Regions from separate parts of the Mus musculus genome. Here all the other regions are linked to region 1. The links are chromatin loops, found by intact Hi-C in ENCODE. Cell type or tissue: left cerebral cortex. All regions are shown on one strand. Region 1 holds the start of Gm40603 (a long non-coding RNA gene). Region 2 overlaps Hivep2 (human immunodeficiency virus type I enhancer binding protein 2). Region 3 has its middle 74 kb from the start of Gm51759. Region 4 overlaps Hivep2 (human immunodeficiency virus type I enhancer binding protein 2). Region 5 has its middle 69 kb from the start of Gm40603. Region 6 has its middle 84 kb from the start of Gm51759.

Evidence for each region. Peaks named below come from ENCODE experiments on the same cell type or tissue, not always from the same donor. Only the 100,000 strongest peaks of a DNase experiment are listed, where the experiment ranks them.
Region 2: a loop joins it to region 1, with 3 times the contacts of the local background. A loop is called at or near these places in 3 of 42 quality-filtered maps.
Region 3: it touches region 1 in a loop (3-fold over the local background); 6 of 42 quality-filtered maps call a loop at or near these places.
Region 4: it touches region 1 in a loop (2.8-fold over the local background); 2 of 42 quality-filtered maps call a loop at or near these places.
Region 5: a loop joins it to region 1, with 6 times the contacts of the local background. A loop is called at or near these places in 16 of 42 quality-filtered maps.
Region 6: a loop joins it to region 1, with 2.6 times the contacts of the local background. A loop is called at or near these places in 13 of 42 quality-filtered maps.

What each region holds. Positions count from the first base shown.
Region 1 is chr10:14,318,955-14,323,954 of GRCm38, forward strand. Gm40603 (a long non-coding RNA gene) reads left to right here and starts at 3,477. Exons shown (of 2, transcript XR_871462.1): 1 at 3,477-3,612; 2 at 4,554-5,000. In left cerebral cortex, a CTCF peak has its summit at 2,746 (motif pointing left); a DNase peak (open chromatin) is centred at 2,759; H3K27ac peaks cover 170 bases.
Region 2 is chr10:14,052,881-14,057,880 of GRCm38, forward strand. The region is part of intron 1 of Hivep2 (human immunodeficiency virus type I enhancer binding protein 2); the gene reads left to right. Among named protein-coding and RNA genes, the nearest start is that of Gm51759, 72 kb to the right of the region's middle. In left cerebral cortex, no CTCF peak of the experiment used is centred here; DNase peaks (open chromatin) are centred at 2,841, 4,180 and 4,435; H3K27ac peaks cover 3,435 bases.
Region 3 is chr10:14,198,433-14,203,432 of GRCm38, forward strand. No RefSeq gene overlaps it. Among named protein-coding and RNA genes, the nearest start is that of Gm51759, 74 kb to the left of the region's middle. In left cerebral cortex, a CTCF peak has its summit at 2,138 (motif pointing left); DNase peaks (open chromatin) are centred at 1,049 and 2,115; H3K27ac peaks cover 609 bases.
Region 4 is chr10:14,136,236-14,141,235 of GRCm38, forward strand. Hivep2 (human immunodeficiency virus type I enhancer binding protein 2) reads left to right here. Exons shown (of 9, transcript NM_010437.2): 6 at 3,150-3,325. Among named protein-coding and RNA genes, the nearest start is that of Gm51759, 11 kb to the left of the region's middle. In left cerebral cortex, no CTCF peak of the experiment used is centred here; a DNase peak (open chromatin) is centred at 2,627; H3K27ac peaks cover 814 bases.
Region 5 is chr10:14,388,929-14,393,928 of GRCm38, forward strand. No RefSeq gene overlaps it. Among named protein-coding and RNA genes, the nearest start is that of Gm40603, 69 kb to the left of the region's middle. In left cerebral cortex, a CTCF peak has its summit at 2,502; DNase peaks (open chromatin) are centred at 1,719, 2,291 and 2,503; H3K27ac peaks cover 425 bases.
Region 6 is chr10:14,208,346-14,213,345 of GRCm38, forward strand. No RefSeq gene overlaps it. Among named protein-coding and RNA genes, the nearest start is that of Gm51759, 84 kb to the left of the region's middle. In left cerebral cortex, no CTCF peak of the experiment used is centred here; DNase peaks (open chromatin) are centred at 49, 1,881, 2,304, 2,909 and 2 more places; H3K27ac peaks cover 5,000 bases.

The DNA.
Region 1 (5,000 bases):
GGATCCACCCACTTACATAGGATTCACTAACAAGAACAGCATCCTAGGACTGAGAAATGCCCAGACTTTAGTGATGCCCATCTTTGTAGGTTTGTGGGGATGTTTCCAGAAAGGAGTGGGGGAACATAAACCCACCTTGAAGGTGAGTGGATGTAGTGGAATTGTCCCCTAATTAATTGATTGGATAATAAAGATGACAAGAAGCCAATCTCTGGGCAAGGAGAAGGCAGACAGTCTGTGTCCAAGAGGGACATAGAAAGAGAGGGGGAACTTTCTCTAGCTCCTCCATTGGGGGGCCCCAGTGGAGGAGCTAGAGAAAGTAACCAAGGAGCTAAAGGGATCTGCAACCCTATAGGTGGAACAACAATATGAACTACCCAATACCCACCCCCCCCCCCAGAGCTCGTGTCTCTAGCTGCATATGTATCAGAAGATGGCCTAGTCGGCCATCAGTGGAAAGAGAGGCCCATTGGTCGTGCAAACTTTATCTGCCTCAGTACAGGAGAACGCCAGGGCCAAGAAGTGGGAGTGGGTGGGTGGGGGAGCGGGTGGCGGACTTTTGGGATAGCATTGGAAATGTAAATGAAATAAATACCCAATTAAAAAAACAAACAAAAAATGAAAGAAAGAGAGGGGGAGGAGAGAGGGAGGGGGATGGGGGGAGGAAGAAGACGAACGGGATCCAAGAGGCTTGAAATTGGCACAGATAGCTATGGATATTATAGAAGAGCAATAGAATAATACAAGACACATTTGTCCAATCTAGGGGGTAGCTTATATTAGTATCAATTGAGTTTTGAGTTCTTTGTGTGGGCATTTTGAGGGCTGAGAATTTAAAGTTCTATAAATGTGACTGATAAATTACAAGCCTGTGGAGCCTTAATTATAAGAGGCTAGTGGTTTAGGGCTAGCCTCAGGGGCTAGCAGCGGGGAGATGGCCTGGGAAGGTATGAGTGGTTCAGGGGCAAGTGAACCTTAGGAAACTGGGCGGACTGCCACTTGGGGATGGCCATGGGGGCGGGGAGACCACTGTTTCCGGTGAGTAGCTGGTGATAGTGTCGATTGTTTTTTTAATAATTACATACTGCAAGTCCATGGTCTGGAGCTGTGAACTGAATACAGATGGAAAAGGAGAAAGCCAGCTGAGCGTTCAGATTTCTGCCTCTTGGACTGCCGAGATCAGAGAAACTAGATGTGACAAGGTCCCACTGACAGGAAGCCATACTTTGCATTCCCCAGATCACCACTGTGTCTTTCATGGATAGACTGTATCTCCTCAAGCCATGAACCCAAATAGCCCTTTCTCCCTTAAGTTACCACTTGCCAGGCATTTGGTCCAAGTCATTTGAAAGATAAGTATTAAGTTAGCAAGTGCTCAGAGCCAAAAGTTTTGGCCTCCATAGTTAGGGAATGTTTCTAGTTGGCAGGAAGGCTGTATCAGAAGGTTTATCAGGCATGGCTTATCTAGAAAACAGAGTGTCATATTTCATTACATATTGCTGCTAAGGAGCATGCTCAAATTCAGATGTCTATTTCTACACTTATAGATTTTGATTTAGAAATAGAGACTCAAGGCCCAGAACTTGGTGTGTTTCACCAGTACCGATAATTCTGAAGCAGGTGGTTGTCTTAAACAGATCCAGTCTAGAAATTGAGTTGATTCTTGCTTCTCCTCCCTGGCTCAGACCCTTCAGCTTAGACCCATTTACATTTTTTTCATCTGCTCCTATTTTGATGAAGCCAGTTTTAGAATAATAATTTACTTCTAGCATGTACTTACTGTTATTCAAAATAGTATCATTTGGCAAAGTGGAAATGATTTTGGGAAGATGGAACATAAAAAGCTTTTGAAAAGACAACCAGATCGTCCGATGGACTATTAAGCAGCAAGAATAGATGCGGCTGAGGCAACGGAGGATTGTAGCAAATGGTCTCTGTGAGGAAGTGACTAATGGGGGCTTGGGGAGCCAAGGGGAAAGGAGACAGCATTGTGCCCCAGTCAGGAGTTAGATCAAGTGTTTACTCTGCTCAAAAGCCTTGTGACACAGGGGCAGCCAGGTGCCTGGATCATGGCCCTTCGAACCACAGGCCTTTATTCACTTAAGTAGAATCCAGGCCAGGTGGCTTCTGGTTTCCAAGCTGGGAAAGGGCATCCAGGAAAAAAGTTGTCTGGAGTTACAGGAAATCTGCAAGCCTTGGTATTGGCATGTTTGGTCAGAAAAGCTGAGCGACAGATATGTGTTCCTCATTATTAGAGAGACATGGGGTGTTTAGTGATCTAGGATGGGTTCCATCAGGAAAAGCCTTGGGTCAGCACATGGGATGCGACCAAAAATCTGAAAGAGCGGCATACAGGTCAAGAGAAATGTTGGCTCCCTTCTTTTCCACAGCGATGATTTTAGTAGAACAAACAAATAAGCAGATATACATAAATTGGCAGTTGGATAAAACATGCCAAGAAACATAAAGACCAGGAGCAGAGGCACAGGAATATTGTCTGTAGTCTGTTCTCGCTGTATTTGAATGCAGACATTCACACTGTGTCGTAAGTACTAATTTTTTTAAAAATTTTTTTCTTTTAGTACTAATTCTTATTAGCAGAATTAAGAAAAAATTAGGAGGGGGCAAGCAGTTTCAGTCAGCCCTTTGAAATACAACTTGCAAAGGAAAATCTCGAGATACTTTTGGTAAATCTAGATTTACCTTTGGTATCCTGCCTTGGTCTCCACTGTCTCTCGATTTCCCTCTGGCGGTCACTGCCGGCACTACACTGATATATTTTCCCCAGGTCTCTGCAAAAAGTCCATCTAGGGCTCTTGGAAGAAAGACTGCCTTGGGTGTTATTTCCTGAATAAGCCAGTTGTTTTCAAGTACTCTTAGCAATGGCCCCTTTACTCAAATAGTATCTCACCCAGAAGCCTAGTTCATAAAACAGAGAGGGAGGAGGAAAGATATGTGCACCTGGCCTCCATCTGGAAGCAGTTCTGTGAGACAAAGCTGAGTAAACCACTGGGTTGGACTAACAATACTAATAGACTAGCGTTAGACATTTTCACGGACATGTTTTCGTTTCAGAAGAGCTGTCTTGACAGTAGTCTCCCTTCATCAGCGCTCTTTAGGTTGAAATTAGCAAAAACCAAACTCCAGCTAGTCAGAGAAGATAGAACTCTTCTGATTGCAGATCCTGGCAGGGAAAAGGTGTGTTCTGAAGTAGAATACGTGTAAAGACTTAAACAAGGAACGTCATTCTGCCTTTGGCCAACTTTCTGTCCTTCCCCACTACTCATCCCAATCTAAGGAAAAGAACAGAAGGTGGCTCTGTCCAGTCCCTACATGTGATCCTGCGTGACAGTCTCACTGAGTTCTGTAAGGAATGAGGGCATCCGTAGTTCTTCCTGTAAAAGAAAATTCAACTACCTTTTGTGTTTTAATTATTGGAAGGAATAGATAATATCAAGTCAAAACAGAGGTGACTGGGGATCTCGACTGTTTTATCTTCAGCTTCATTTCTGGGTTCTTGGTTCTCTCTTCTTTATAATCTCTGTTTTGTCTTTAGGGTGACTTCACATATGCTAGGATGGCTGCGGGGGACCTTGAGGATGGATGCTTGCGGTTCGTATCACCCAGCAGAAGTCTGGAGCTGGGGCTTCCCTTTAACTGGTCTGTTCAGGAGCACACATATGTCTGAGGTGACCCTGCTGTGAAAGACTGGAGAATGACTGGCCTACACAGAGGGTTCGGTGGATGTGTTGCCCATGAGCTGGAAGGAGGAAAGCAAGAAATGGGGAGTGAGTGCTTTTTGCTGTAGTGAGAAAGCCAACTTCACAAAAAAAAAAAAAATTGGAGCAGTCTGGGCTTGTGAGAAAAGAAATATTAGAAAATGTGTATTTATGAGGATTTTTTAAGTCCCATTTTGTTAGCAAGAAGCACAGAGTCTGGCGATGATTCATGATAATATCCCATATGCTATTATATATCCCATAATATCCCAGTATAAGTATGTATAGCTAGAAAACAAATAAAGTAACCACAAAACCCCAAAGCAAGTAAACAAATCCTCAAATATTCCAGCCTAGACAGGATTCCAACCTGGTCATTAACTTCACAATGACTTCATATGTGACCCAATGCAGTCAACACTGCATAATACCAGCCATTCTTAGTGCCCTTTTCAGACACATTCTGAATCAAGCCCTACCCTTTCTCTCAGAGCCTAATAAGAACCACACCTTGAGCGCTTCAAATAAGAAAGAGTTTTAGGCATAGGTTACATTCCTTGTTCTTGAGGAGGGTCCCTATGTGTAAACTAAACGTGCAGACTGCTGGGTTGACCAAGCTGGGAACCTGGAGAGCAAATTTTACTGAATTTTCATCCTAGCTCAGAGCCGAGTGCATTACCAAAGGGAAGAGGAAAGATACTCAATGCACAGTATTATCAAGGCTCCCAAGGATTCTAAAGGGATATCTAAATTGGCTAAGTAGCAAGAGAGACTTGCCAGACAAATGGCAGCTCTCAGACTTTATGTCTTTCTCTCTCTCTCTCTTTTTTTTAGGGAATGAGAGCTTTTGGAATTCCCCAGAGGAAGCAGCTGCCTTCTTCCAAGCCCCAGGAAGCAGCTCAGTGCATGGGAGGCTTCCTTGGGGTTCTCCCTCCATCCTTGGTGGCAGGATTTGCCCTTCAGGTTCATCCATTTCCTGGGGATTATCTCTGCATAATTACTCTGTGATCCAAATAGTTGATTAGAGACACTCCAGTCCTCTCTTTGTCAACATGGTACGCTTGTGGCTGCCAAACATGACAGCTTTTTTAAATTATTAAAATGTTTGCAGTGGTAGCATTTAAAATGAATTTCAGGGCAGTGATAGTCACATTGTGAGAAAGTCATATGTGTCTATGTGAGAAAGTATTCCCCCTTGTGATTTCCCCTTTGTCCCAAAGATTCGTTCAAAGCACATCTAACTGTAGAACTGCACCAAAGTTTGCAGAAGTTTCTTGACCT
Region 2 (5,000 bases), 270 kb before region 1:
TTTCATGGCTGAACAGCGTATTCCTTTGATTAAAGGCTTGCCGAGGTCCATAAATCAATATTAGTGGTTAGCTAATTGTTGAGAATTTGAAGTTTTACTTTAACACAATCAAGTCATAATTATTTCTTCACTGTGGCCAAAATTTAATCTTGTAAAATCTTGTTAGGACTTTGTTATTTTCTTCCCTCAGGTCTTTCCATTAAAGACTTCTCAACATGGGAAACTGAAAAATGTTGAAATCACTTCCATCTTGGAAAGAAAAAAAAAAAAAAGCAAGTGATAAAACAGGCCCTAGGGCTTTCCCAGCTACCACACTGCTGGTTCCTAACACGCCATATTCTTGACCACCTAAGTTGATATCGCAATAACTTCCTACTTCTGCAGCTCAGCTACACGGGCACGTGGCAGCTGGAGATTGATGTCAGCGGATTCGGATTTGTATTCATGATCGCTGACTCTCCCTCCTTTGTTTCTGGAGCTCTATGCCTCTTACACATACCTGTCTTCATTATGAATTAAACCAAATTTCAGCCCCCAGAAGGACCTCTCACAGCCTGCCGTTTCTGAAGTGTTCTCCCAGGGCCCATTGTTCTGAGCCTCGCTCTGTGCAGCTGGATTTTCATGTTGTATATGTACACATATCCGCCGTGTTCCATACCCAGAAGTGCAGCTGCTCCCTTTGGACATTTCTACCTCAGATATGCCCGAGGGCACATCAGTGTGAGTTTGTTTCCCAACTGAACAGACTTCCTTTCACACTGGGTTTTCTCTCTGTCTCTCTGACAACCGTGGGCTGATGAATGCTAAGAGTCTCCTCTCTCAGACCTCTCCTGACACTAGCCATCTACCCCTCCTTGGACCCTACAGTGACATGAAAGCCTGTACTTCTCATACTTACTCTGATTATGTGATTTTTTTTTGAGGTCAAAGATAATTCTTGTAACCTTTCAATATCATAGCACAGTGCGTAAAAGACTAACAGATGACAGAAATAGTCAGGTATAGAGACTGGAATAGTTAGATATTAAAGTAGTGCCTAATATATATTCTACATAATATATATTACACCATGCATTATATTATACATCATAATATATACTATATATTATGCATTATATTATATATTCTATGTTTATTCTATATTCTAAATTATACATTTTACATTATATATCCTATATTATACATTATACATATATCACATCATATGTCATGTTATATATCATGTTATACATTATACATTATATATTATATATTCCATATTTACTTTATATTCTATATGTTACATAAAATGGTATCTAATATATTGCATGTTACATATATACACACACATATTATAGATATATAACTCATAAATACATCAAACATATATAAATTATACATATAAACCACATACACACATCATCATCATCATCAAGGCTCTTTAGTTAAATGTAGCCTGTAGAACTTTGGGAGAGTGTCCTCTGGCCTTTATGGGCTTGAATGGAGACCTGTGATGGGATGATAGCAGCAGGCAGTTTTCATTTGATTCTCTCCAGGCCCTTTGTAAAACCAGTGCCTGGAGAAAGCAGAAGCCAACCAGTTGCTTCATTTTGCTGAGCCGCCTGCGCTGTACACTCCCTCCCCGTTTGGCCTACATTCTCTTGTGCATTAGGATCGGGGAGGGGGCACCCATCCTTCCATTGTGTAGAAGAAAGTATTTGGAGGAAAACTCAAGTTTCATCAAGAGGCCATTCCAGGTCCAGATAGCACTCGGTGTGTGTGGCTATCCTCACTTTAGGTCAGCTTGAAATCCAGTCCTGTTAAATTCATCTTTTTTGTGTGAATGGTTTCATCACAGTTGCTGTACATTGCAGCAACTCCAGGAGAGAATTGTTATTGGGGTCCTCAGAATGTCACAGAGATTAAAATAGGAATCAAATTGTATTTCTTCAGCAGTAAAATTTGTTAAGCATTCAGATAATAAAGCCATGTCTTTTCTGGTTTTATAAAAAGTAAAAGCCATCAGTCCTCATTGGTTGGATGTAGCCTGTTCAGACTACGTGAACCCAGTATCTAGTTATAATGCATTAATCTGAGCTAATTTTAAAAATATGAAGCCTTAGCTATGAAGAGTCAGCTGTAGTTAGGGTGGAATTCTTGGAGCTTGGATGTGGAGAGGGTGCAAAGTGCCCTTATGTAACCGTCTTTCCCTTTTGGCATCCATAATAACAAGAAACTCACTTCCCGAGGTCATCTCACGTTGAGCAAAAGAGAAAAAAAAATTAAATACATGAGTAAAAATTCCATTTGGCTTTTTGAATATCTCCAAACTTTACATGGATCTGCAACTTGGATGGTTTTTGAGTCTTGATACTGGCTTGGCTGTCTTTTATGAGGAACAACAAACAAAACATCCTGTTTTTCGAACAGTCAGTACAAGTCCCAGGAGAATAATCACAGAAATAGCGAGGGTTCTTCCTATATCAGTTAGAAGCTTTAAAATTTCCATTACTGTTATGTTTTTCTTCTAAGCCCTCTTCAGGAGTGACTAAAACAAAATCGCTTGTGACCTTGGGACCTGGAGTTCTGCTTAGTGCTGGCTGCCCACTGTCACTGTAATAGTGATCACTATAAATGGTAAATATTTGTCAACTTGTGTTTTCTGTCCTCTTCCCTCTAGCAGCTTCATGTTTTGTAGGCTTACCACAACTTCTTTAAATGCTTGCTTATGTCAACATCAGTGAAAGTGGAAGAGAAAAGAGATTTTGAAAGGATCGTAATACAGCTTTAGGATTGATGCAGGGGCCAGGACGGTGATTCAGAGGCTGAAAATAGCTCTTCATTTTATGCAATCAAGTAAAACACTGTACCTTGGCATCCCCACACCGGATTAGCAAGGAGTTGGAAGTTATTCCTCCCTCAGCATGCCATTAGGGATGACAGGCGGAGCTATGATAAACTGCTTGTTTAATGGAGCTTATGCTGCTGGCCTCACAGCCGTGATGTACAGGCCCGATTAGCGCTGAGTGACCTCAACTCGCATACATTTCCTCTCGAAAGAGACCTGACAGGCCCTCTCTGTTCTAATGAGCCTCTCACAGGGGATCCACCCACTTTAAGGTTGCAAGAGTCTCTGCTGTTTGTTCTGTCTGAAAGGATCTTGAAGGGTGGCAGCCTTCATCCTTCACATACCAAGACCATGGAAAGGAAGTTTTTTTTTTTCTTTCTTTCTTTCATAGGTTTGTAGTGCATGCATGTTATGTGTGTATGAGTTAGAGGTCAACAGTAGGTGTTTTTCTCAGCCACTCTCCACCCTATTTTTTGAGTCAGGGTCTCACTCTGAACCCAGAGATCAACCATGAGACAAAACCAGCTAGCCAGAAGACAGAAGGCCACCCAGCAATGGGTGTCTGCCGTTATATGTGTGGAGCGCCTGGGGTTGGGTCTCAGATCTTCAAGTTTGTACTGAAAGCCCTTTTCCAGCCCAGATTGATCTGTTCACAGAACCCTAGTACTGGACAGGGGTCTGTTTCCGGTTCAGTCTCCTGTTTGCTTACCTTTAAAACTGTGAGCCGAAGTTGAGTCCCCAGCTAATTCTGTTTCTGTTGAGTAGGTCCTTCTCAAGCAGGAGCCTGTGTCATGCTTGTGAGCCAGAGTTCGAAGCCTCACCTTAAACCCTTGTTACCTAAAAGGGGACCTGCGAGCTGTGCCCTGCCAGATCATACAGCTGTCAGGTTATAATTAACATTCGAGGTGACTCTTAATTAAACAGAATTGGTGGGAAATATCTGGGAGGCTGTAGCAGCGCTACCGTGATGTTTGCATTTAAATGTTTGAGATTATTCCCCTCACTTAAAGCCCATGTTCAGATGGAGGAGGAGGGCGCCACATCTCACTTAGCTCTATTGTTTTGGACACTGGCTGCAGGCTATAGGGACCAGAGTGCTTTCAGCTTGCATTGTGGTGTCTGTCTTTCAAACAGAGAAGTTGGAGAATGTATATTCTTTTCCTTTTTTATTTCTTCAAAGAGATTAAATCACGGCTCTGACAGGAGAGGGCAGGATCTCTGAGAAGACCTCCCCAGTGCTTGGAATTCATAGATTCTACCAGGTCCCTTCCCTATTGTCCCAGGCAGTGCACTCCCCAAGAGGCTCCCAGCATCTTTGGCTGCAGGCCAGCCTCCCAGGGCCTCTGGCTTTGATGTGCAGTGCAGGCTGTCCTCTGGCCAGGTTGTTGTTGCTGTGGCCTGGGCTTCACTCACAGTGAGTGCCAGGAGGGATGTCCTGTCTGCAGTATACATTTCCATAGCCCTAGTCCTGAGGCCGAGACTCTGCCTTTGACCCACAAGGGGCTGTCCTTGACTGCTAGGCTTAGCTGTGCTTTCTTCTGGTGTCTGCTGGAGGCAGGTTTGTACCCCGCCTGTCACTTGGGAGGAAGATCCACCCCTCTGCGTGGAGGAAGACAACAAACAGCTCCTTGCCAGGTCTATTGTTAGTCAGAAGGGTTTTCTAGGCCTGGTTCAGGGAAACCAACTCAGCCAGCTGAACAGCTTCCTCTGGGGGATGCACTGTTGACCTTGTTTTAGTCTAGGCCTGGCAGCAGGATTCCCAAAGACATCAGTCTGGCAAGGGAAGTCTTACTCACCTGAACCCTGTTTCAACCACAGCTCCAAGCTCGTTGTTAGAAGCCATGCTATTGCACATAGAACCTCTTGACTTCTGGTGGTCCCCTGGGGCAGTTCTAAATGTAGGGGATACCTGAACACGGAAGATTACAGTGGTAGCTAGCCACCAAGGAGTATGGAATGGTTCTGTACGTTCCAGGACGAGCCCAAAGCTGTGCATCCTTCATGGGTGTTCAGTGAGGGAGAGTTATTACAGATGGTCTCTATTGAGAAGTGCCAGTGCAATTCAAACAGAAACTGCCTCAGAATTCTGTCTTGTCCTGATTTACATAGCAAGAGTCACTTGCTGTGTATCTCACTAGATTTGGTAATGATATTTCCCACATAGGGGAGACTG
Region 3 (5,000 bases), 120 kb before region 1:
AGCTTTTCAGTTTCATATATGACCACTCTGGAAAAAGCGGGCACAGTTCTTATTAACAGCAGCGAACAATTTGCCTAATGAAAACTGAGTTTAAACTGCTAAAGAAGTGAGAGAGCTAAACTGTGTTCTTGGCTCACTGGGAAGGAGTGTCTTCCTTTCATAAAAACTTTAACATTTCTCAGCACTGAGGGAGGAGCCAAATAGCACCAGTGTTCTCCCAGATGTAAAGGGCATGGTGGGGTCTGTATATAGAGAGAGCATAAAATAACTTATCAGACCCCTACTTTGTGTGTTCAGTGTCAATGGATTACACCCTGAACTGAAGCAAGAATGGCAGAGGAGAAGCCCACTGGATGAATGGTTTTAATACTGTCTGATGACAATAAAGCCAGAGATGCTGGAGTGAGTGGAGAGATGGATCAACAACGTCAAGAGTATTGACTGCTTTGCCAGAGGACCCAGGGTCAATTCCCAGCATCTACTTGGTGAGTCACAACCATCTGTAACTCCAGTTCCAGGGAATCTAAACGCCTCTTCTGACCTCTGTGTGTACCAGGTATATATGCTGTACACAGACATATATGCAGGAAGAACACCCCACATGGTAATTAGTAATAATACTATTAATAAAGCCATAGATGTTGAATATATTTCTGGTGGGAGGCCAGTGGAAATGGGAAACACTGCTGGTGTGCACGACAGGCACTCTCATTTTAGGTCCATGGAACCACGCCATAAAATAGTTCACACAACATTTGTTACAAAAAGAAGCCCAAAGAAATTATTTCTTTCAAATTTTAGGCAAAAGAAACCTAATCTGTACTTTGTGCCAATCACTGTCATGGTGACCCACATTCCTGTGGGACTGGCAGCACATGGTACCTACCCCTGGGCCTTCTCACTTGTACATTGGTCCCTTGCATTTTTTCCCTTATAAGAAGCAGTTTTCAATATCACAGGAGTGGAGAGGGATGCAGCAAGGACAGGAGGGAGGGGCTGAGTTAGAAAGAGTCATCAAAAAGCAAAACAGACAGAGTTGTGTCCTGCAAACACGACATACGGGATTGCAAGACTCTTTTGATGGCCGCGCATATGGAGAAGGGCTCTCACTGCTTACGCTCGCCACTGCATTTCTTCTCCATCCCTTCTGGCTTCCTGTCATCCCTTGCCAAAAGAAATGTTTTTCTGTCATTCTTTGAAATCATTTCAATTCTGTTTTGGAGTGGGCTCCAATTTGTTTTAAGTGCAGGATTTCACACCAATGCGGGAATCAAAACTTTAAAACTTGGGGGTAGAGCCTGAAGAGGAATAAATTCACTCACAGTGATTTTTTTTAAAAGGCCCTCATTGAGATCAAAACGTCTAGGTGTCCGAAGCCTGTTGCAATGCTGAAGATCTCACAGTGACTTCAAAAACTAGTTTGTAAGTCCCTGTCCAGATGTGGCAGTAGTGTTTGTTTGTGTGTGTGTGTGTGTGTGTGTGTGTGTGTGTGTGTGTGTGATTACTTTGCATGTGACAAACATTAAGACATTGGGGATTTGGTAAATTAGCCTTCCCAGCCACCAGGTGAAGCACAAGCATACAGGAGGACTGGGTTTCCCAGGAGAGAGGAGGAATCTTACAGGATGGAAACATGAATCTGTCTAGTTAACTTAGCCATAACTGCCAGTGTCATCTCTGGATTCTTCACCCTCATGCACACAGCCATACGGGTTTATTGTTTGTTTATTTTTGTTTGTTTGTTTTTGTTTTTTAATAGTTTTTTTTTTAAAGAAGAGGCCATCTGAAATGTTGGAAATTCGGAAATCTAAAGAAAGAACATTGTGCGTCAAAGATTCTAAGCTGTACAACCTGACTCAATATGAAGCACATGTTAAGAGGGTATGACTTTGGACAAAAGCCATGATTCTTCCTTCCCTGTGACCTGTGGGTCACTTGAATGCCTGTCTCAGGCAATGTCTTAGGGTGGAGCACGAAAAAAGAGGCAAATTTCTGGGGGCCACCTGGCTCATGAGGATAAAGATAATCTCTAATAACTCTCAATTCTTCCAAGCAATGCCATTGGGAAATTTCTTCTGGAGATGACCTAGCCTAGATGATCCCAAATTTTTGTCTTCCTGCGCCCCCTAGTGTGGGATGCTTAATATTTCCTGGGTCACAGGGTTAATACTGAAAATCTGTCCATTCTTAATTACCCTCTTTGATGAATGAGAGACTTAGAGGAGAGATAAATTAAAAATAGATTAAAGTTGAGGAATGGATTAGATTAGCAACTGTGAGAGTTTCAGGCTACACTTGTTTAAGAAGGGAATTGCCTTGATATGCTCAGGGCCAAGCTGTAAAAAAGGAGGCAGAGCTGTCATTGGGTAAATCAGAGTATATCAGACTTAAAAAGCATGCCTGCCATCATCAGGGGACCTGGTGAACGTATAGATTTTTGATTGTTTCTGCATGGGCCCTCCACCTCTGTGTCTTTATTACAGTCTCAAGGGAGGTAGAGGATGCTGGTCCATGGATGACTCTTTCCTCTATCATGCATGGCGGTGGCTCCCCTCATGCAGGGCCTTTGTGGCTCCGCCAACCCTTCCAGGAGTCCTCAGCCACTGTACAGTGGTTCCCCGAATTCATTTCATTTCAAGAACTTTCAGGTTGCTAGCTAAGTTTTCAGAACCCAAGAAGAATTTACCAGCAGAATTTACTGCTTGTAGCAGTGAGTGGCTCATCGCCAGCCATATATTACCTTAAGATTATTTGGGTAGTTTTTTTTCATCTATTATTTGCAGGCAAATGAGCTTTTGTACCATTTTGTTCCTTCTCTGAGTCCCTCACAGTGCAGGCCATATAGGAGATCTCTGTAAAGTGAGTGGGCAGCTTTCTGCTGTAGGCTTTGTCTCAGAAGTATGTCTGATCTCCTTGTAAAGAGTGAACTTTGAATCTGAGGGGGCAGAGGACAAAGGGTTGGGATGGTCTTGGGGCATCATAAAGGGACTCTCCCTATCATAACTAGGGAGAACTTGGCATCTTGTAACATTCATGATAAATATTCTTTGGCCTTGGACCTTTTACCCAAGAGCCTCCTTAAGGCCAAGGGTTCTTCTTCTTTTGACTTCTACTGAAGTTCACATCATAAACACTCTGTGTGAGACCATCCAGACTTCCCAAGCAGAGAAAGAACAAACCAAAGTGTTACGGAAACAGCACACACTATTAAAGAAAAAGTATTACATACTTTGGAAAACTAAAGGTGAAAATTTCAACTCAAGATAAAGTTATGTCAAGAGAGATTTGAAAATCTTTTTCTTTTTCTTTTTCTTTTTTTTAAATCTTCATTGTGATGGGTCATTTTATTGTGAAAGATGCTTACTGTGAGCTCTACCATGAGAAATGGGCTGTGGTGCTGAGGGATAGGCCAGACACTCAAGGGATGAGTGTGTATCACAGGTCAAATGCCCAGTGAGTGTGTATTACAGGCCAGACATCCAGTGGATACATGCGTTTCACAGACCAAGTGGAGGAGGCTATCCCACAGGCCAGATATCTAGTGAATGTGTGTCATAAGCCAGACATCGAGGAGATGAGTGTGGATCACAGGGTGAAAATTCAGAGGATGAGTGTGTGTCCCAGACCAGAGACCAAGTGTGTGAGTGTGAAGCCTGACTGAGGAAGATGCTGATGCAGGCTGTTTCCTGTAGCACTGAGTGAACTGGCTGTTCTAAACTTGCATCTCTTGTTTGCCCATGTAGTGAGTACATATCATGTGAGTTCTTTTGTGATTGGGCTACCTCACTCAGGATGATGCCCTCCAGGTCCATCCATTTGCCTAGGAATTTCATAAATTCATTCTTTTTAATAGCTGAGTAGTACTCCATTGTGTAAATGGACCACATTTTCTGTATCCATTCATTTGTTGAGGGACATCTGGGTTCTTTCCAGCTTCTGGATATTATAAATAAGGTTGCTATGAACATAGTGGAGCTTGTGTCCTTATTTCATGATGGAGCATCTTCTGGGAATATACCCAGGAGTGGTATTCCTGGGTCCTCAGGTAATAAATAATATGTCAAATTTTCTGAGGAACCACCAAACTGATTTCCAGAGTGGTTGTACCAGCTTGCAATCCCACCAGCATTGCATTTACTATCTACAGCATTGTCAATATTGGCACTCATAGGCAGAGCAGATGATTTCTGAGTCTGCTAACAAACTATAGTTATTTTAATTACCAGATTATTGTCTTGACCATCAGAAGTATCAGTTGAGGGAGTTAGTACCTATAGAATAGTCATAGTACCTGCCTTTCTATAACCTCCTCCTTTGGCATCTCTGTGAGTTACCAGCAACTTTACTTAAGTATCTCCAGTCAAGAGTACAACCATCTCTTGTTGTAAAGCATTTTCTATTGTTAGAAAAATAATTTGCCTTCACTGTTATAATTTTAGAAGCCAAGCGTAGAAGTGTAAAATTGAAATTGGGACTCTCTTTACCACTGTCCCTGAGTCAAGCCCCACTGACAGTTGGGATGATGTTCCTGCATCTTCTAGAATCTGCTCATGTGTTGAGAGCAAAAGTACAAACACTTACATTTTGAAAATGCATATTGAGTATAATTTAACGTTAGAGTGATCTTCATTTGTCAATTACTTTTTCTACAGCACCACTTTTAAATGTCATATAAGCATATTTAACTTCTAAATAGTTCTATTAGTAGGACCTTTTCTTTCTACCAAATACAAAATTTCTCCTTGTTGTTTGCCCTCTGAAGTCACAGCTGGTAAGGTACCAAACTCCTCTTCCCCAGGTTAGCTTTCAAAACCACGAAGAGGCGCTCATGCCTCCGGGAATCTATATTTTTTAAACAATTTTTAAAATAAAAATTTAGTTAAAATATAATTGCATTATTTTTTTCCTTTCCTCCTTCCAATCTTTCCCATGTCCTCTCCCTCTCATATTTGTGACCTCTTTCTCTTTGATTATTATTGTTACACACACACACACACACA
Region 4 (5,000 bases), 180 kb before region 1:
AGTCCTACAGTCTTTACAAACAAGCTCAAACACATTAAAATTACAGTCCCTTTAAAACAGCCAATGTCCTTTTAAAATTTAAAGTCTTTTAAAATTCAAAGTCTCTCAACTGTGGGCTACAGTAAAATACTTTCTTACTTCAAGAGGGAAAATCAGGGCACAGGCATAATAAAATCAAGACAAACCCAAATTCCAATCAGCCAGTGTCTGGGATCCACTCACAATCTTCTAGGTTGCTCCAAAGGGCTTGGGTCCCTTGCTGCAACTGGCCTGCACTGTAGACGTTATGTCCTGGTTCTTCCTCTCAGGCCCATGTTCCCAGAAATAAGACACAGACTCAAAATATATTTACAAATACTGTGGACATATAGCTAGGCTCCTCTCTGACTAGAATTATAACTTAAGATAGCCCATTTATTTGAACCTACATTCTGCGGTGTGGCTGGTTACCTTCGATCAGGCATGATGAGTTCTTCTCCTCATGTCTTCCTGGGCCAATCTTACTGTGTCTGGCTCTGTCTCAGAATTCTCTTTCCTTCTAGATGTTCCACCTCCTAATTCCTGCCTAAGCCATAGCCCATCAGTTCTATTGAGTGGTGCCACATGCATACAGACATAAGATATTCTTTCTATACTACACTTTCACCAATGGCTTCTCCTGGCTTCTCACATGGCCTTGGTGGTTCTCCATGACCCTTTCATGGCTTCAAAACCAGTACTACCTTGGTAACTCGTACTCATTACCAAGTTTGGCTGCCAGCACTAGGTACAACCTTGGCCACTTCTGGAGCACTTGTGCTCTCAGGAAACACTACCCAGAAGATTTCATCTCAGTGATACTGGTCTCTCCTTAATCACTGCTAATTTCTTAGCTCAAGCTGACCAGCATCAAGTATCCAAACAAAGCAAAGTTTTGATTTAGTAATTCTAGTATCTTTTAATCACAGCTGCTTTTTCATCCCCAGCTACCAGAACTACAGAACCTTAATTCGAGATAGCAAATGGTTCTAATAGAGTCTTCAAACCCCCTCTGAAATTTCCTAAGCCAGGTCTCCATCCTTTGCCTTGCATCTCCTAAGCTCCTATAGAACATCCCACAGAACTCTTAACATCTAGTGACCCTTCTAACCAAAAATTCCAAAGTCCTTCCACAATTGTCCCCACAACATGGTCAGGTATGTCACAGCAATATTCCACTATGCTTGAACCAACTGGTCTTTGTTAGGATTTATATTGCTGCAACATGACTGGAAAAAAAAAGTTGTGGAGGAAATTGAAATTGGTTATTCATCTTACACTTCAACATTGCTGTTCATTACCAAAGGAAGTCAGGAAAGCAACTCAAACAGAGCTGGAACCCAGAGACTGAAGCCAATGAAGAGGCCATGGAGGGATGCTGCTTACTGGCTTGTTCCTCATGGCTTGTTCAACCTGCTTTCTTATAGAACTCAGAACCTTCTGCCCAGGGATGACCCCACCCACGATGGGCTGGGCTCTCTCTCCCATCTACCAGTTATTAAGAAAATGCCTTATAGCTAAACCTTATGGAGATATTTTCTCAGTTGCAATTCCCTACTTTGACATAACTCTGGCTTGTATCAAGTTAATGCCCAAAACCAGCCAGTACAACTCAGTATTGATAAAGCTAGAGTAACCTTTCCTGAAGAATATTGGCTTTTTGTAAAATCATCATATCCCCTTAAGCAATTTCATCCTTCTTAGGAACAGAGAGTGAAATTGAATGTAGAAGGATGATTTTGCGTCTTGAGGATGTGTTCTGATTTATTATAAAATGCAAACATGAGAAGAAAACAAGTTTTAAGGCCAAGCCATAGTTGGGGTGTTTTATGAAAGGGGAAATGGCATGTAAAATTGATGGTTCTCATCTTCCCCTTTGATTAGTACCGACCAAAATGCCCAACATGCTGAGATGAAGCTTTATCCGTAGCAGAGTTGATATTCCAACACATGGAGGGATGTTTCATCTTGAAAAGCCTTCTACAAATTGGACAATTGAATTTGAATTCGCTTTTGTGTCTGCTTGGGGGTATTAGCTAGAGATGGGCATAGTCAGAAGCCTCTTAGAATGGGAAAAAAACATAAAACAAAACAAAGCTCTAGGTCTAAATACCACTAGGAATTCCACAGTGAACAAAGATTTTTGCATGTTAGCCAACCTTTGGAAGCTATACAAAGAACCTTCAGAAATCCTTTTTTGCCACAATGACATGGGAACTATGTCATATGCCCTGCAGTGATGTAAGGGATTGTACTATTTATTCAGTTGTGCAGTATAGGTCTACTGTGTGATAATCAAAATCTATGTGATTTATCATGTGCTGTCGGTTTCTAAGCAAAATGAGATTACAGAGCAATGGGTTGGTATCTCCTCTTCTATCAAGACTTTCATCTCCAGTTCATGACAGTAGATGGCCTCAGGTACACTTTCAGACCAATCTTTCAGGAAACAAACACTAATTTCATCCCAGAATCTCTAGTTCTCATTATGCAACGCTGCTTTCAAGAAGCCAGTTGAAATTTAAACTTCACATGAGTACAGTTTCATGGTCCTGGGAAGAACAGATCACATCTGTAGACAACAGTTGGGGAGCAGAGCTTAGCCTTGGCTAAGTTGAAATTTCAGAGGCACACATGTACCAGGGTTGTAAAAATAGAGTAGAAACTTGCAAGGAAGATTTCTATTCTCAGTTAGGATTATTTCTGAAAATGTCTCCATACGTATATTATAGATGATGTCATGTTAACAGATTATGCACGAAGCATGGTTATTCTAAAATGTTGGTATGCATTTAGTGATGCTCTTTGACTGGATGCTATACTATGCCCACAAGTGGGAGGTCCAGGTCTGTATCTCTCCGGACTTAGGTTAACCTATTGGGACATTTGTATATTCCATCAGTAAATCTGTTATTCCACATAGAATAAAGTTTTGCATACAGCAATAATTCTGTTACATAGATTGTCTCAAGTGTTTGCTATATAAACTTCCCAGGGTTCGTAGAAGTCAGGGTGAATAATTGGAAAAGACCCTCATAGAAATTGACATCAGGCAATGACTAGCTTTTGGTTTGGTATATCACATGCTAAGAGTATTTAAAATCACAGTGGTCTGCCTCTTCTTCAAATAGGTACAAATCCAATGAAGATTATGTGTATGTCAGAGGACGTGGACGGGGAAAGTATATTTGTGAAGAGTGTGGAATTCGCTGTAAGAAGCCAAGTATGCTCAAAAAACACATACGCACTCATACTGATGTTCGGCCTTATGTATGCAAGTTATGTAATTTTGCCTTCAAAACGAAAGGTATGAGCTTGGCTTTTGCAGCTGCTGCTGCTGTTTGGAGAGGGAAAGGTTTCAGGGAAACTTCCTGCTACTTAGGATTCTGAGTATTATTTTGTAACTCACTTTCACCAACCATAAAGAGTATTTTGTTTGTGCAAATATAACCCCCCTGAGATATATTTCCTCCTTCCTGTCCAGGATCAAAGGATGTATGTGAGACTCTGAGACTCCTTTTATGACTAATTAAGAGCTACAGACTGAGGGCCAGGCAGGTTGTCTCTGAAGGAAGTGGCTTAGAAGTGCCTGGATGGCTATTACTTCATGTTGGAAATTTATGTGGGCTAGATAATATTTGCAACAATATTGAGATTCTTCAGGAAGGCAATATGTGAGAGTCAGTGGATAAGCAAGGGAAGCTACTGAGAAGAAAATATGTGGCCATGGTCACTTTCAAGCGTATAAATAATGTAGAGATCCACAGACTCCCTGGTGGGCCCCCTCCATCCACAGCTGCATTAATTATACATAGAGACTTGATAGCTTCTGTTCTGTGTATTTATCAGCATTGGAGGCAAGTCTTACTCTCAGACCTCAAGAGTTAATCTCATCCAGCAAAGACCTGCCTTGAGATAACCTGTCGTTTTCCAATATCCGTTTTAAGAGGCTGATTTACACAGAAATGTTTCACTTACGGTTGCTCGACTTTTATTTCTATTATTCTGTAATCCGGTGAAAATCTTCATGTTGCATGTCGGATCTGTCTAAGGTAGCTTGTAGACAGCCCCTCATCAACCCACTTCATTTCTAGCATTTTCACATTTAATGTTAATATCAAGTAATCTGTCCTGACACATGAGAACAGACAATTAAAGCCAGGTATGAATTGTGATAATCCGGTAGGGAGACATATACCTATCTCAGTTGTAGCCCACAATATTAAGCTGTGCTCTTTTGACAGAAGTATTGATAGTCAGGGTCTTCAAATATCTGTTTATTAGGAGAGTATTTATGTGTCTTTAATGCCTCATTTGAAGTTTGATAGAGAGAGGAAACATAAACATCTGTATATCTAAAGAAATAAGGATACTGCTCTTTAAATACCCTTCTCCCTTAGCATGATCCAGCTTACTGAGAAGTTCCTGGGAGGAAAGATGTAAAAGTTTGATTTTAGGGCACACTGCAAGTCCACCAATCACTGTAAAGTTTACAAAATAATACTCTAAGTAAATGATTAAATCCAATTATACACCATTGGGAAGACTCCACCAGGAAAGAGTGTCCTCTTGATCATTAGTGGAATTTCCTTATCAGCCTTTGGGAGTATGCAGGCAGAGGTCTAGGAATTTGAGGGTTAGCAGTGCATTCTTGGGAGCTCCACAGGGTTCATCTGATGAAATATCCACTTTTCAGATTTTTGTTCTCTGAGTACAAGTGTGTCATAAGGACCTATCTTCCCCTTGCCTGTACCAAGCTCCTAAGGACCAATCCCTCTCCCTTGCCTTACCAAGCTCCTACCATTGTCTCCTATCCTGCTCTGGTCTGCTACATCAGATGCTCATGGCTTCTGCAAACCAAAGTCAAGGTGGGATTGTTTCCAATTCCAACTTCCTAGCTAGAAATCTGCTCTGAAGATTACAAACCTACTCAGAAGAAGAGAGCCCAAATAAGTTCCTCTCTGGAGTATGAGTATATATAG
Region 5 (5,000 bases), 70 kb after region 1:
GACTACTGTTATCCAGGACAGTGTGCAATGATTTTATAATTAGTTTAGAAATGATTACCAGGAACTAGAAGCAAAGACTAAACACACACACACACACACACACACAAACACACAAACACACACACAAGCATAGTGCTAATTTGTTCATCTATTTTTCCCAAAAAAGTCTCATATAGAGCTAGAATAGAACAATCAAAGCCAAAGGTACTTTGGTGGCAAGGACATGTAATTCCAGCTACTTGGGAGACTGAAGAAATGGGACTGCAATTCTGAGGACAGCCTGGCCTATATGGTGGATTTGAAACCATTCTGAATAACTTAAGAGAACCTTATTTCTAAATCAATACTAAATGGAGATCATTTAATTGGAGGTGGTAGTGAGTGCTTACCTAGCCTCTACCAAGCCCCTGGTCTCAATTTCCAACATCATCAAAAACATTTTAAATTTATTATATATTTTATTATTTAAAACAAAATTTAAATTTAAATATGTCTTTGGATTATATTCTTCCCCTCGCCCAAGTTTTTCCATATCATCCCCCTCTATCCACCCAACTTTCAATTCTTTCTCAACTAAAATACAATAAACAATCCCCCAACCAAGCAAACAAAATAAAACAGCACCAAAAAAAAAAAAAAGAAAAGAAAAGAAAAACTAAACCAAACCAAAACAAACAGCAACAACAACAAAACCCCCAGCAAACTGCAACCAAATAAAAGCACATTGAAAGACAAACAGACAGACAAACAAACCCAACAAAATAAAAAACTATGGCAGGACCAGGTTGCATTTGGCTTAGTTGTTGGCTGAGGGGGTCCCAGGGAGACTCCCAAACAACTGAGGCTGATGCACAAACAGAGGGCTGCTCTCTGCAAACTGACAGCAGGGCCCCAGTGCTGAGCACAACAGCAGCACTGAACATTCACACAGCTCAGTGAACACGGAGCGGTCGAGCTGGTTCCTCCATGGAACCTTCTCCCTGACTTTCTAGTCTCTTTGTTGTGGGAGGGTACTCTTCAGGTTACTGAAAGAGAAATATGGACACCAACCCAACCGGAAAACCTTTGACCTATAATCTGTCCTGCCTGCAAAATGTGCTGGAGCAAGGGTGGCCCAGAACTCCTGGGAGTGGCCATCTAACGTCTGATTTAGTTTGAGGCCCACTCCACTAGAGGGTCCCCGTGAAGGACACTGGTCAGGAATTGGAGACTGGATAGTCCAGAGACCTAGGGTAGAACCCAACTTGACTTGCCAAAACCAAAACCAAAACCAAACGAAATAAAAATAAACAATAAAACGAAAAGAAACAAAACTCAAGAAATGTTTCCTTTTAAGATTCTGCTGTGCTCATAGGTCTATGCCGTTTCTAGGCATCATGAGAGAGGCATCCACTGGCAGCGGGTGGGAGTGGATGCAGACACAGTATGTGGAGAGAGAATCTAAATTGGGGGTCTCCATCATGTCCCACCCCTCAGAGCTCAGGGAAGCCAGTGGAAGAAGTAGAGGCAAGATTGTAAGAGTCAGAGGGTCTGAATTCAGGACACCAGGAGAATGTGGTCCACAGAATCAGCTAAGCAGGGCTCAGAGAGACTGAAGTGGCAAGCTTGGGGCCTGTGTGGCTCTGCACCAGATCCTCTGTGTATGCGATGGAGCTGTTAGCTTGTTTTTATGAGACCCCTAACTGTGGGAGCAGGTGTATCTCTTGACGTTTTTGCTTACTTTTGGGACCTTCCTATTGGGTTGCTTTGTTCAGCCTCACTGTGAGGCCTTTTGCCTTGTCTGAGGTAGTTTGTTTTGTTATATTTGGTCATTGTCTCTTAGAGGCCTGGTCTTTTCTGAAGGGATCAAGAAAGGGAGTAGGTCCTTGATGGGTGAAGGGAGGGGAAACTGTTTTGTTGGGATCTATTGTATGAGATAAGAATCTATTTCAATTTAAAAAAAGAAAAGGAAAAAGAAAGGAGTTTTAGCCGTATTTTGTTTCTCTTCCTTTCAGTACAACATTTTCTCTCAGAAATGTGATTTTAAGCAAGTAGGGAAGGGCAAAATGAAATTTAAAGAGAAGGTTGGACATTTCTCTTTTCTTCATTTACCATGCGCGTTCACCAAAAGCACGGAGCAAACATTTCGGCTGTTTGATCAAAGATTTCAAGGCTGACCCCACGCAAGAGCTGAGCAGTGCAGTATCTAGCATCACCAACCTTGCAGGATTGATGCAGAACGCTGTGGTCTAGGGCTGTTAGTCTATTGTTAATAGGACAGTGCCATCTGCTGGTGATGTAAATATTTACAGTCGCCTGCCTGAAATTGATATCCTTGAGGTGATGAATCCTGTTTGTTATAGTATTACTTTAACAGTACTTAGAGAATCAAAGTGAGGGATAGTATCATTTCATTGTCTTATAAAAGAAATCCTCTTACTATTCCGTGAGAAATGACAAGGTCCGTGCCCTCACCAGAGACAGCCCAACCATCCAGAGAGTGCCTGGTCTTTAGATGGTTTGCCTTCAGGCTGAAGGAGCTGAAGGAGGGAGCAGGGCGTCACCCAGTGGACTCATATAGCCATGGCAGGAATGGAAGGATGCAGTCCGTGTTTCACAGTGAGCTCCCCAAACCTTTGAAGAAACAAACCCAGGTGTCTCTAGCTATCTAGACTGCTGTCCTTTTAAAGCAATATCTTCTCTACCAGACGTTTCCCATTGATTAAGGATTGGAAGACAGGTTGCTGACAAGCGAGGCTTCTCCGGATTTTATCCGCTGTCGTTTCTGGGGCAAAGTACCACTGAAGAAGGGACTTTGCCACTGTGGTTAAACCAAACCGTTGGAGATGAAGGCTATCCTAGACCAGTGGTTCTCAACCTTCCTAAGGCTGTGACACTTTAACACACGTCCTCATGTTGTGGTGACCCTCCCAACCATAGAACTATTTGTGTTGCTACTTCATAATTGTAATTTTATGACTCTTGTGAATCATAATGCAAATATCTGTTTTCTAATGGTCTTAAGCGACCCTTATGAAATGGTCATTCGACCTTCAAAGGGGTTCACTGCCTATAGGTTGAGAACTACTTAACTATAACACTAGCATAAGCACTTGGCGTGAAGTGCAGGGCTTTTGGTTTTTTTGCAGCACTCAAATGGAAGATAGGGTTTTGATCATCCTTACCAAGGGCTGTATTCCAAGTTACAGAAGTTGTTTTGTGCTGGACATATTATTACTGTTTTTATTATCCTAAGACAAGACTATCAAATCATATGCTATTTATAGAATGGTAGAGTAGAGAGTGTACATGGGTAAATGAGGTTTTTTCAATAATTTTAGACACTAAGGACATGACAATGTGATGAAAGCAAAGGTCACACGGGGTGTGAGGGAATGCCAGGAAATGAGGCAGACATATAGGCAGGGAGGGGGACACAGTGACAGCCAGTGTGACTTAAGCAGGTGTTAAGAAAGGAAGAGAGAAAGGTCATGCTAGTGTCAGAAACTGTAGACTACAAAAAGGACAAAGTGAAAATCTTAGGAGAAGTCCTATGTGCAAAGCTGAGCCCAATAAGGCAACCTTGCATCTGGAACATGCCGTGGAAGCCTGGGTGACATATTGCCGAGCCTCTTGTCTTGAACTTTCTATAGCAAAAGGGAATAACGACAAGTCTCATGAAAAGTTTCCCTGTTTAAGTTCTCCTCTTCATCTGCAAATGTCTGTCATTTGTTTAAAAAGTCACCTCAAGTGGGCGACACACAGTTGAAATCCCTCCCTGGAGGGTTTTACGTCGTTTGGTTTTCTGTGATGCTGGCTCTCACTGTACAGTTCAGGCAGCCTTTGACCTTGTGCAATTCCTGTTTCTGCCTCCTGTGGGTCAAGACTGTACCAACCGTGGTTGGCAAAGACCTGAAGCTTCCTTGTATTTGTATAGGGACTCCGAGGGCTTACACTGAAATCTCTAGTGTATTTATTGTTTTGTTTAGGGATAATTACCTCTATAAACACTACTATTAAGTAAAGAGTGATGGGACTAAGTCTTGGAGAGCTGAGCATAGTTCATGTACAGCCATAGACCCAAAGCATTATTATGTATTTGAAAACTATGGTGGGTGGTGGTGGAAGGAGCTTCCTTTAGCTGCTGGAGTGTACTTAGCACGGTAACAGACACACCTTCACTGCCCTCAGCCTCCGGTAGAAGCATGCAAGGTTAGGCAGAGCATCTACCTGGACATTGTCTGCTCCCATCTTTGAAAAGCTGAGAGCAGAGCAAGGGAGCTTTGAATAAAAGTAGTCCCCGTAGGCTCATAGGGAGTGGCAGTATTTAGAGTGGGTGTGGCCTTGTTAGAGTGGGTGTGGCCTTGTTAGAGTGGGTATGGCCTTGTTGGAGGAAGTATATCACTGAGCTGGGTTGTGAGGATGATCAAGTCAGGCCTAGTGGCTCTCTGTCTTTTCCTGTTGCCTTCAGACCAAGATGTAGACCTCTCAGCTCTTTCTCCAGCCCCATGTCTGTCTACACACCTCCATGCTTCCTGCCATGATGATAATGGACTAAACTGGTGAAACTGTAAGACAGCCCCAATTAAATGTTTTCCTTTATACGAATTGCCTTGGTCCTGGTGTCTCTTCACAGCAGTAGAACTCCTAAGATAGCTAATTGGTGCTTTGTATTGGATGGGGGCTAAAGTTCTATGTAATCTGAGCATAGTTTTGACCTTGGATTTGTATGTTTCCTCTCATTTGTTATAAAACGATTCAAGGAACCATGCAGTTTGGCAGAAAGGAAACATCATAAGTTGTGTGATCAAAAACTGTGTTTTGTTTTTTATTTTAAATGCAGGATTTCCATGAATCCATTTCTCATAAGAGATTTTAGCTTATCGATACCCTCGCATGAGATCATGCTATAATCTAAGAAAATTTATTTTTGTTAGGTTTAAGTGTTGATCACTAAATGTTGCAAAGCTTTCCTGGACTATTTGGAGCCAGGAAAATCAGCTCTGGCTTGCTTTCTTCTT
Region 6 (5,000 bases), 110 kb before region 1:
TAGTACTTTGAAAGGCTTGCCACAGGCTTCTTTCTCACGTGTGAGCATCACTTTGAAATAACAGTGAGCCGAGCCGGCTGATGCAATTTTGAAGTTAGCTCCTCTGCAGAGAGCACAGGGAGAAGAAACAGGGAAGGCATTTGGCTAGAGGTCTCGGACAAGGTGAGAGTCCGCTGCAGCCTCCCTGTCAACCTGGATGACACAAAGACAGTGTTTGTTCCTGATCCCAGTCAGGAGAGAGACCCTCAGCAGGGGCCATAGCAGACAGCCAACTTTTTCTATGTTACAGTGTTAAAAATATACTTTGATGTCATTCTTGGAGCTTTCAAATACAGAGGAATCGCTGAACATTTGTGCACTTCTCAAAGCAAGTTATGGATAAATTAATAACAATTTTCAGGTTAAAATATAGGACAAAGTGCTATATTTTATTTTCATCTAAACAGAGACTGAGTTCTTCTTGTCTGTTACTGAATACTTTACCCAGATGCAGGGAAGATGACTTCGGCTCATCAAAAATATATGACTCGTTGAATTATCAAAATGCAGTACTTATTGAGTCTCTACTATTTAATAAGTGCTCTCTTAAAATGATATACTGAAACACTATTTAAAATTCTCTACATTCATTTACTCACATGCTTGTCCCTTCACTGTGGAATAAACAACATTACTCCATGGACTTAGGAGATGGGCTAGAGAGATGGCTCAGTGGTTAAAGGCACTGACTGCTCTTCTAGAGGTCTTGAGTTCAATTCCCGGCAACCACATGGTGGCTCACAACCATCTGTAATGGGATCCGATATCCTCTTCTGGCATGCATGAAGGGAGCTACAGTGTACTCATAAAAATAAAATAAATAAATAATTCTTTAAAAGCCCATAAATATAGGCTCATTCTCTATCTCTCTGAAGTCCAGTAGTCCGGTCTGGAAAGGCATAAGAAAAATTAGGCTCACTGTAAATACTATTCTACTGGGTGGGAACGGAAGGAATAGGTGGTCTCATGAGAGGGCCCCTTTCACTCTTTATAGGCAGAGGAGGTAGAGGACCAGGAAGTATTCTAAGAGTTAAGAAATGTTAAGGCAAGAATAGCCCACAGAGCATAGCAGTGGTCATTATGACACCGCTCTGATTGTCGGCTGTCCCACCAAGCACTGATGCTGTCCTACAGTGTCCCACAGAACACTGTAGATGGGGAGGTGGCCTGAGAGGGCAGAAATCATCCAATGAGCCTCCACCGAGGGGCCTCTGCAGAGTGTGCATGCTGGTTCCTGATTTAATAGGGTTCCCTTTGTGCTGCATCTCAACAAGATTCTACATAGCATGTGCTAAAACGACAATTTCCTTTTCAGAGCTAAAAAGGAACCCTTTGGGCTAGATTATGTAGAGCTATATGTACCTTAGACAGATGATGCCTATCGCCTGCATTAAACTCTCATCATAATAAAAGTAATGGAGATGGTAAGGATAATGAATGACATCACACATTTTCAAGGAAAGGGCATGGAGACCCATTGAAGAAAATTATAGGATGTCTTTCGATGTTTTAAAAAGAAACACGCAGTAGCTTCTACCATTTCACAGAAATGGGTGTATTTTGCCTGATCATATTCAATAAGGCATCGCAGAGGGAATATATAAATGCATACATATGTTTCAGAAAGACAATTTGAAGATGGCTAATGCGCCGAAAGAGTCTAGGGATGTGGTAACAGTATAATGAAACAGATGCTGCAATGCTCACAAACACCGCATCTGCGCTGCAGGTACTGAACAGATGAGGTGAATTAAAATCATCTGTTTCTACTATTCCTCTCAACCCACTTACATAATCCTGGGCCAACTCCTAAAGGGGAGGATTTGCTGAACTTCCTCTTCCTTAGTTCTTGGTAAAGAGTGAATCACGGAGTGCTTACCGCTAAGGAAGACAAATCTCTCCACAACCCAGAGTATGGTGTGATATACATGCAACAAGGGAGAGTGACAGTGCACCAAGAAATCTCTGTGAACCAAGTTCGTGGTTTTGCTTCTAGCTGCTATCTTTCTGGGATCATTGGCCGCTGAGGCTCAGGATGTACCCCTGGGGTAATGGTTTCCACACAGTGGGGATAATTCTCAAGACAGCACTCAGTTCAGATGTCCTTTTCTCTCCAACAGTCAGGGTGGTCTCGGAAAGCCTTTCCATAGCTGTGTGGAGAGGAAAAGAAGGTATTTTGTAACAGGCAAGTGGCAGTGATTCCACATTGGAGAGTGGGCCCTGGAGACAAGCCAGGCTCTCCACAGTCTTGCGTTTGCCTGAGTCTGTGCATTCGCAAGTAGAACTCGAAATAGCACGAGTTATATAAAGACGGCTGATGAAGACGCTGAACTTTAATGTGTGATGCTGTGAAATCATAGATGACACTAGCAAATTCTCCAAATCAGTCTTTAAAGAACGTCACTTGTACACTGGTCCAGAGTACTGCAAAGGTCCTGTCCTGTTCTGGGAAGAGAAAGAGCAGCATCATGAGGGAACTATCTGCCCAGCTGGGTCTGACCATGGCTTTCCTCAGTTCCTCGGTGAGGAAAGAGCTGAAGTTAGACAGCAGGCTATCATCTAGTTCTACCTGCAGCCTAATTGTCATTAGTTATTGTGACTCTGGACTGTTTCAGGTGAGCAAGATGTTCCACCGCATCGGTCTAGTGGTACTCAAGGGTCGGTTTTGTGTGCCTATGTGTTTGCGTAGATATGTGTACACATATTTTCCTTTAACAATATAATAAAAGTAATCCCATCTGGATCTGCCACAGTGAGATATGTGCACTAGATATGCGCTACTGATATAGCAACACCAAACAGCACTCCCCAAACACAACCCCAACAGGGAAAATTCCTCTCTGGGAGTGCCAGAAGAGCACCCGCAAGTCTGTGCTTGTTAAAGCGATTCGTGGAATGTTTGAGAGCTGAACACCAGGCCTAAGGCCTTTTTTTTTTTTAATATGCAAGGATGCTGAGGCCAGCACAAAAGGCTATCCCTGGGACTAGAACCCCTGATCTCAAGAGCATCCTTCGAGTTCTCACTGAGAACACAGGGAACTGATGCAGCCTTCCAGTAGAAGAGATTGTGCGATGTAATCATGTTACCTGCCCCACAAAGAATTGTATTTCCCAACCTGAAAAATGCACCCTGGATTCACGCATGTGTGACAATGAAGCCAGAGCTCTTATGAAGAGCCTTTCTTGTTCCTTTATTTCTCACTGGTTATGGGAGAATGGCAGAGCCATCACTCACTATGTTCCCCAGCACGGCTAGGAAACCGCAAATCTGCAAAGACAGATGGTGGGAGGGGACAATTTTGGAAATAGCATCATGGAGGCTGAAGTGTCTCACTCTCTAGTTGGGCACATCTGTTTCCTGACCACTTAATTACCTCTCGCAAGAGTCCAAAGCCTGTGCTCTTTCCTGTTTTTCTAGTCACAGGTAAATGCTTCTACGCTCCACATGGTCCCAAACATAAAACAGAGAGAAGTCCGCTTTATGTATTGCTAGAAGATAAATACAGATCTCCTCTGCAAACATGTCACCATTTCTAAAGAGTTATGGTCTCAATGGATGGAGACAGAATATAAAAATCTCTCACAAGAAGTGAGTTTTATGATCCCAAAACCCAACCTCTTCCTTTAAACACAAGAACATGTTCTGGAAATCGCAAGCTGTCCCCAGGAAGGAACATGAAATCTCGAGGAGTTGAAGCAAGGAGAGATGCGTGGGAACCCTGGAGTGATGACATGGCAGCTTGCCAGGTCCCTTGGCAAGTGGGAGTGTTTGAGGAACCACTTCCTGTGCGCCTACATTTCAACACTCCTGCTTACAGGAGGTGTTCGGCTGGAGAGATAGTCCAACTGAGAACAACCAGGCACTGCCTTGTAGGGACACAGATGAAATGGGAAAGACAAGGAAAAGCAGCAAGCAGCAATGGTGGCACCGCAGGATATGTGGGGACACCAATGACCATCACACAGCAAGCATCTCTTCACACAGTACATTTGGACTTGTTACTTTTTCTAGAATTCTCCTCCTAGCTCCTCACAAAGATACTTTTCTTAGCTATGGCATTCCTGAGTCCCATCTTTCCATGGCTTTCCTGTGTCCCTCCCTCCATGGCATTCCTGTGTCTCCTCTTATTTCTTTTCTTTCCCAGGATCCTGTTCATTTCCTTTACAATACAAGCCACAATGTGATATTCTTTTTTTAAAAATTGGTAATTTAATAAGTATTTGTGGAGAACCTCTTTTATTTCAGGCATTATACTAAGCCCTGGGATGGTGATGAACAAGTAGATGACAGGCTCTGGTCCTTTGAGTTTCTTGCATCGCGGGAACAGGAATGTGTCACACTCAGGAATACTGACCTAAGCCAGGTGTTGTGCCCTACTTTGTGTGAAGAGCAGTCCAGCTCCCTTACTCTACTCAAAGTGCACACAGCACGTAAGTGATGTAGGATCAGTCAGCAGCTCCCTCCTGTCACTGGATGAGGTTTGGATTCTTGTCCTGCGTCACAGCTTACTCAGAACCCCTTGGTGTTCCTTGCTCGGAGTCTCTTTTTGTAGGACAGAAGCCCCATGGTATCATGGTCCCTTGGTTACTACTTCCCTGTTGTATCCTTGGTGTATGGCATGCAGGGAGTGTTTAGAGATGTTTACAGGGCAGGGCTAGCATGGGGCTCAGTCATGGGCACTCACCTAGTGTACCCCAGACCCTGGATTCTATTTTCAACATAGCAAAAAAAATTTTTTTAAATCATTAAAAACTAAGCATCTTCTGAATGAATGTAGGAAAATGGTTCATAAAAAAAAAACCATAAGGAATCCCCTGGGCTATTTGCATATAAAGGACAGCACCCTTAAGAAATTGCCATGTCTACTTATGCTGTGTGGTAGTAGAAACTTATTGTTGCTCTTGGTTTTGATCACATCTCTTCTAACAGAGACACATTCTACTGCTCACTGTGTGTGACC